Regions from separate parts of the Homo sapiens genome. Here region 1 is linked to region 2. Evidence: chromatin contacts called from ENCODE Hi-C or POLR2A ChIA-PET data. All regions are on one chromosome and are shown on one strand. The core of a region is the stretch at or near the end of the contact, and the rest is flanking DNA. Distances in the headings are between cores, read along the strand shown.

Region 1 (2,700 bases), core at 57-2,556, 62 kb after region 2:
GGTGGCTCCGCTGGCCCGGAACGCGCAGGGCATTTCGATGTCGTCTCCCTCCCGTACTGTCACATCTTTGGGGACTTCTGTGAATGCAGCTGGGGGTGGGGAGAGAGAGAGAGGCGTGACCAGCTGTAGGTCGGGGGCCTGGGGCAACCTAAAGCGAGGCAGTCGGTCTCTGGCTGGCTGGCCTTGTGCCCCCCACCCCGCAGCTGCTCCCTGGCGCACGGCCGGAGGGGCTAGCAAAGTTCGGGGAAGCGGCTGCAGGGCCGAGGCAGGGACCGGCCATCGGCTGCCTACTGCTTCCCTCCGGATGGGGCGGGGCGGCAGGGGCGACTCGTGCTTCTCCCCCGCCCCTGGCCGCACCGCCAGAGCCTGGCTGGGGCGCGCCTACTCCCGCTCCCCGCAGGCATCCTTTCCGCAGCCGGGGCCCCGGCGGGACTGGGAACGACTCGGGCGCGGCGCTGCTGCTGCGGCGACCCTTCGCCGCTCGCCTCTCCCTACCCCTCCGGGCCCAGGCTGCACAGCGGGATTGCTGGAGACCGCGAAGCTTCCCGGTTCGTTCTCTTTCTTCTTCTTCTCGGTGGCGGCCCCAGCAAAGACCCCCCCGAGTCCACAGCGGCAGCAAAGTTCCCGCGCTCACCGTCGGCCACGAAGAGCAGCAGGGCATGCAGCAGCAGAGGCGGCAGGTATCCGAGGGCACCGAGCCGGTTCCGCTGTTCCATCTCCCGCGGGGGGCGCGGTGGCGGCGGGGGCCCGGGAGCGGAGAGGCGGCGGCCGCGTGGGCTCGGATCGGCTCCGGCTCGGGCTAGGACGCCTCCGAGCCTGCCATGGCCCCGCGCGGCGCCCCCTCCCCTGGCCGCCGGCGGCCGCCAATCAGCCCCGCTCCCTCGCCGGCTTGCCCGGTGCGGCTCCGGCGGGGGGCGCTGCGCGGGGTGTGCAGGAGACGCGGTCCCACCGGGAGGCTGCTGGCGATCGGTCAGTGCCTCTCTCTGTCCGGTCGTCCACAGGACGGTGGGGATCCGCGGTTCAGTCTCTGCCCGGCGGGCCGGGCAGGGGCTGGGCCGCGCCGGGACCCATCCCTGGCCGAGGGAGTGCGTGCCACGGAGCCGCGAGCTTCTGCCTCCCTGTCTCCTTCTGGTTCTGCTCCCGATTGCCACCTCCTTCGGCTCCCGCAGCCGCCCCCGCCGGTTCCTCCGCGGCTCTTTCCGCAGGGCGAGTGGGCGCTCAGCCGCGGCGCGCAGACCTGGCGTCCGACCCAGCGCAGCGCGGGGAGAGCGGGTCCGGCGTGGCGGACCCGGAGCCGGAGAGAGGCGGGGAGAGGGGGAGGGGAGGGGAAGGGAGGGGGCGGTCAGTGGCTGGGCGCCAAGCCGCCTCCACCGCTGCATCGCCCCCGCCCTCCCCTCTCCTGCCACAGCCCGCCCCGCCCCCGCCCCAGAGCGCTCCCCCTCTCTCCTCGGGGGTCGCTCGGAGGGACCACCGTCTTTCTGGTTGGAGTACAGCCCCGCCCCGCACCCGCTTGGGTTGGGAGTCCTCCCACCCAAACTCTCCCTGGCTTCTTCCCAGTCTGCACGGCTCGAGACGGCCGCTCATCCCTGCTCCCCGTGTGTCCCTCGGTCCTCTCTGCAGCTCCCAGCCCTCAACTCCTTACCCCAGTTTGGGCAACCAGCTGCCCCGCTGTTTGGCCCAGGCCTGGGCCATGACGGATGGGTGGGCGCCCGGGGCCGCGAGAAGGGCGGAACGCTGTGCCCAGCCGGAGACTACGCTGGGTGGCGGCGGCAGCGCCGGGAGTCTGCAGTGCGCGAGGGAGAAGTGAGCGCACAGCGCCCAGCGAGCAGGTGCCTGCGGCGCGGAGAGCGCACACGCTAGCCAGCCCGCAGCGGCCGTGAGTGACGGCAGGGGCGGCGGGGGTGGGGTGGGGTGGGGAGCGCCGGGCACGACTCAGGGCCCGGGAGGTTTCCGGGAGGGGGCGGGGTTCCTGCCCCTGGATCGCGGGTCCCTGTGTCTCCACGCGCTCTTCGCCGGTCGTGGCCCCTTCTTTGCCCGGTGCAAAGCGAGATGCCGAGGCGGCAGGAAGCCGGAACCCATCCCCCGCCTGCTCTGGCGTACTCGGCATCCCGGTACCTCCCCCAGCCTTCACCCGGAGTCTGCTCCCTCCCCAGCCATCTGAGGGAGCGCGGTCTGGTCCCCGAAGGCAAATGCGGGGTGGACATGTGGTTCGGACGCAGCGCGTAGTCATAGTCATAGGGGCGAGTCCTAAGGCTCGCCTTGGGTCTCTCCTATCTCCTTCCCCCGGGAGTCCCCAGCTAGTGCGTTTCGGCACCTCTGCCCCTACCCCGGCCCCTACGCCTCAGCTCTGACCTCAGGTTGGGGTGGGGCAGCCCGGTGGATTCACGTGCCTGCTTCCCCGGCTACCAGCCTCCCGGAGGCACCGCCAGAGGATTCCCTGGGAGCCAAGGAGAAGGAAACCCAGAGGGAAAACACTCTCCAGCAGCCACCCTGGTCCAGGCGGCCAGCGCAGCACAGCTCAGAGGGGAGGAGCTGCAGGCCCTCTCCAAGGCTGTCCTCGCCAGCGGGTGCCCGGGGCCAGCCCTTCTTGCCTCCAGTGCCTGCCTTTCAGTTTCCTCGTCTATGGCCCAGGAGTCACTCCCACCCCCTGGCTCACTGTGGCTCATCTATCAAGCCCTTGTTTTCTAAGGTCTCCTGCTG
Region 2 (2,700 bases), core at 52-2,551:
GCTATGTTGTCCAGACTGGTCTTGAACTCCTGGCCTCAAGCAATCCTTCCACCTCAGCCTCCCAAAGTGCTGGGATTACAGATGTGAGCCACCATGCCTAGCCAACTCTGAAACTGTTGTAAAGCTGGGGGACGTGCCACTATATGTAGCCACCTGTGCATCAGGCAGACCTGAGAGATGGAGGGAGAGGCCAGGACTTGGAATTTCTGAGTTCTAGATACAGCTGCAGCTGCATCCAGCCCTATAAATCCCCCTTTGGCTTAAAGCAGTTCAGATTGCCAAGTTCTGTCAACCGTGAGAGATCTAGTAGATATACTTTGTAGAAATCATGTGGTTCTCACAATGAGATACCATTTCACACCAGTCAGAATGGCCACTACTAAAAAGTCAAAAAATAGCAGATGTTGATGATGCTGTAGAGAAAACTGATTGCTTGTACACTGTTGGTGGGAATGTAAATTAGTTCAGGCACTGTGGAAAGCAGTTTGGAGATTTCTCAAAGAACTTAAAACAGAACTACCATTCAACCCAGCAATTCCATTACTGGGTGTCTACCCAAAGGAATATAAATCATTCTACCAAAAAGACACATACACTCGTATGTTCACTGCAGCACTATTCACAATAGCAAAGACATGGAATCAACCCAGGTGCCCACCAACAGTGTACTGGATAAAGAAAAATATGATACATATACACCATGGAATACTATGCAGCCATGAAAAAGAACAAAATTAGGTCCTCTCCAGCTGGATGCAGCTGGAGGCCATTATCCTAAGTGAATTTTCTCAGAAACAGGAAACAAAATACTGCAAGTTTTCACTGATGAGTGGGAGCTAAATACTGGGGACTCATGGACATAACGATGGCAAACATAGACACTGGGGACTCCTACAGCAGGGAAGGAGGGGGGCAAGGGCTGAAAAACCACCTATTGAGTATTATGCTCATTACCTGGGTGATGGAATCAATCACATCCTAAACCTCAGCATCATAAAATATACCCATGTACCAAACCTGCACGTGTACGCCCTGAATCTAAAATAAAAGTTAAAAAAAGAAAAGAAAAAGAAACGAGATGTTTCCCCCTCTGCTATGTGGAACCTAATGCTTCAGGTACAGATGCTATGGAAGATGGATTTCTTTAGTGTCTTGTATGAGTCACAACACTTGGGTGACTCAAGGCAGCCCTAAACTGTGGTCTTGAGCACTGTGCACAGATGCCTGTGACCTCAGTGCATTTATGGGACTTCCTGCCACCAGCTATGAAAACAGTTCTCAGCATTGCAGGCTTGAGCTAGTGGGAACCAATCTGAGGCTGTGGCTAGGCTGCCTTCAGGCTAGCATGTGACCTGCCTGTGTGTTGTCAAACTCTCTTGGTAAATAGGGAGAGTGGTGGTTGGATCACAGACTTGTTATCTCATCTGAAACCTTTTCTACTTTGGCACTCATTTTCTTTTCTCCCGCCCAGGGCAAAACTCTTTCCCCTTCCCATCTCATGGTATCTTGCCCCATCAACTCTCTTCCTTCCCTGTCCCAGGCTCTATCTGACGATTCCCTTTTCTTCCTTAGACTGTTCACAGGCTTAAGACTTTGAAACTAAGAAATTTTGCCACTGCCTGCCCTGGTCTTCTGGTACTACTACTAGCTACTACTCTCCCTCCCTTCTCAACCAAGCTTTGTGAAAGTATGGTCTGTGCCATTCTTCCCATCTCATTCACTCACCCCACCTCAATCTTCTCTGGCAGAGGGGACCAGTTTGTCACATTAGCAAAACCAGTGGGGCCAGCACACACGAAGCAACAGTACAGGTGCACTCACAGCATGATGGCATCGTGCCTGGAGCCTGCCTTCCCAACATCATGCCCATAGTCTCTGGGGCATTAGGCACTGTGGATACTTTCAGCTTCTTGAAACTCTCCAAGCCCTGGTTTCCACGACCTCCTTCTTCAGTGAGTTCTCATGTATTTCTCACTTTCTTCTGCTTTCCCACATCATGTTCTCCTTTGTGTCTACCCTGCTCCAGTGGATTTTGTCTTTAAGATGCCATCATTCCTCTACTAGAAGCTCCCTCCAGCTGTGTTTTAGCTAACAGCTTTATGCATTTGCTTCCAAAATTTATCTCTGGTCGCAACCTCTCTCATTACTTACAACAGTTTGCTAGATATCTGCAGTTTGGTATTCTGCAGGAACCTCAAATTCAAAATGTCCAGAGTAGCCTTCTGCTTCTGGCTGTGATAAGGTAACAGGCATTGGATTTACCTGCCCATCATAAACAACTAAAAAAGCAGATACAATATTTGAAACAACTCTTTTTAGACATTGATCAAAAGGCAGCATAAGGCAGTGACTCATGAGAGAAAGGAAACAAATGGGATGAGGCCTGGATTGCCTGAGCTCACTGTCTGGAGCGAGATTCCAGGACAGGGATGGGGGTGTGCCTGGGTGTCCAGACAGAGTCTAGTGGTTTCTTTGAGTTGCAGAGACAGTGTGGTGTGGAGAGTGCTCAGAGATCTGCTGGTCCCACTCAGGTCTTCTGCTGAGTACCCATCAATGCCTGCATATGAGGAAGCTGCTTGAGGCCAGTGAAAAAACGCTGGAAAGAAAAAGGTAGAACAATTTCTGGAAATCACAAGGGCTGGGCTGGGTCATATTCCCAATAGTCAGAATGGAGAGACCTTGTAATACACAGGTAATCAG

Evidence for each region. Hi-C counts contacts between places; a loop is a spot of excess contacts on that map. ChIA-PET counts read pairs that join two places held with the same protein, here RNA polymerase II (POLR2A). Pooled maps may share reads with other maps.
Region 1: a loop to region 2 is called in a map of naive thymus-derived CD4-positive, alpha-beta T cell, with 4 times the contacts of the local background. The contact joins the promoter of VSTM2B here to the enhancer-like site in region 2. A Hi-C loop is called at or near these places in 1 of 168 maps with a recorded cell type or tissue (naive thymus-derived CD4-positive, alpha-beta T cell), 4 of 37 single-sample maps with no recorded cell type and 12 of 50 pooled maps. POLR2A ChIA-PET finds 5 or more read pairs at or near these places in 3 of 52 experiments (H1, K562 and activated CD4-positive, alpha-beta T cell).

What each region holds. Positions count from the first base shown.
Region 1 is chr19:29,524,600-29,527,299 of GRCh38, reverse strand. VSTM2B (V-set and transmembrane domain containing 2B) reads right to left here and starts at 1,306. Exons shown (of 5, transcript NM_001146339.2): 1 at 635-1,306; 2 at 1-89. The coding sequence starts at 716. VSTM2B-DT (VSTM2B divergent transcript) reads left to right here and starts at 1,550. Exons shown (of 10, transcript NR_040029.2): 1 at 1,550-1,876. The region is part of intron 1 of LOC124904683 (a long non-coding RNA gene); the gene reads left to right.
Region 2 is chr19:29,586,317-29,589,016 of GRCh38, reverse strand. No RefSeq gene overlaps it. Among named protein-coding and RNA genes, the nearest start is that of POP4, 19 kb to the left of the region's middle. Within about 2 kb of position 1,301, at least 2 of the 41 ENCODE cell types and tissues checked have a DNase peak (open chromatin) inside an H3K27ac peak, as active enhancers do.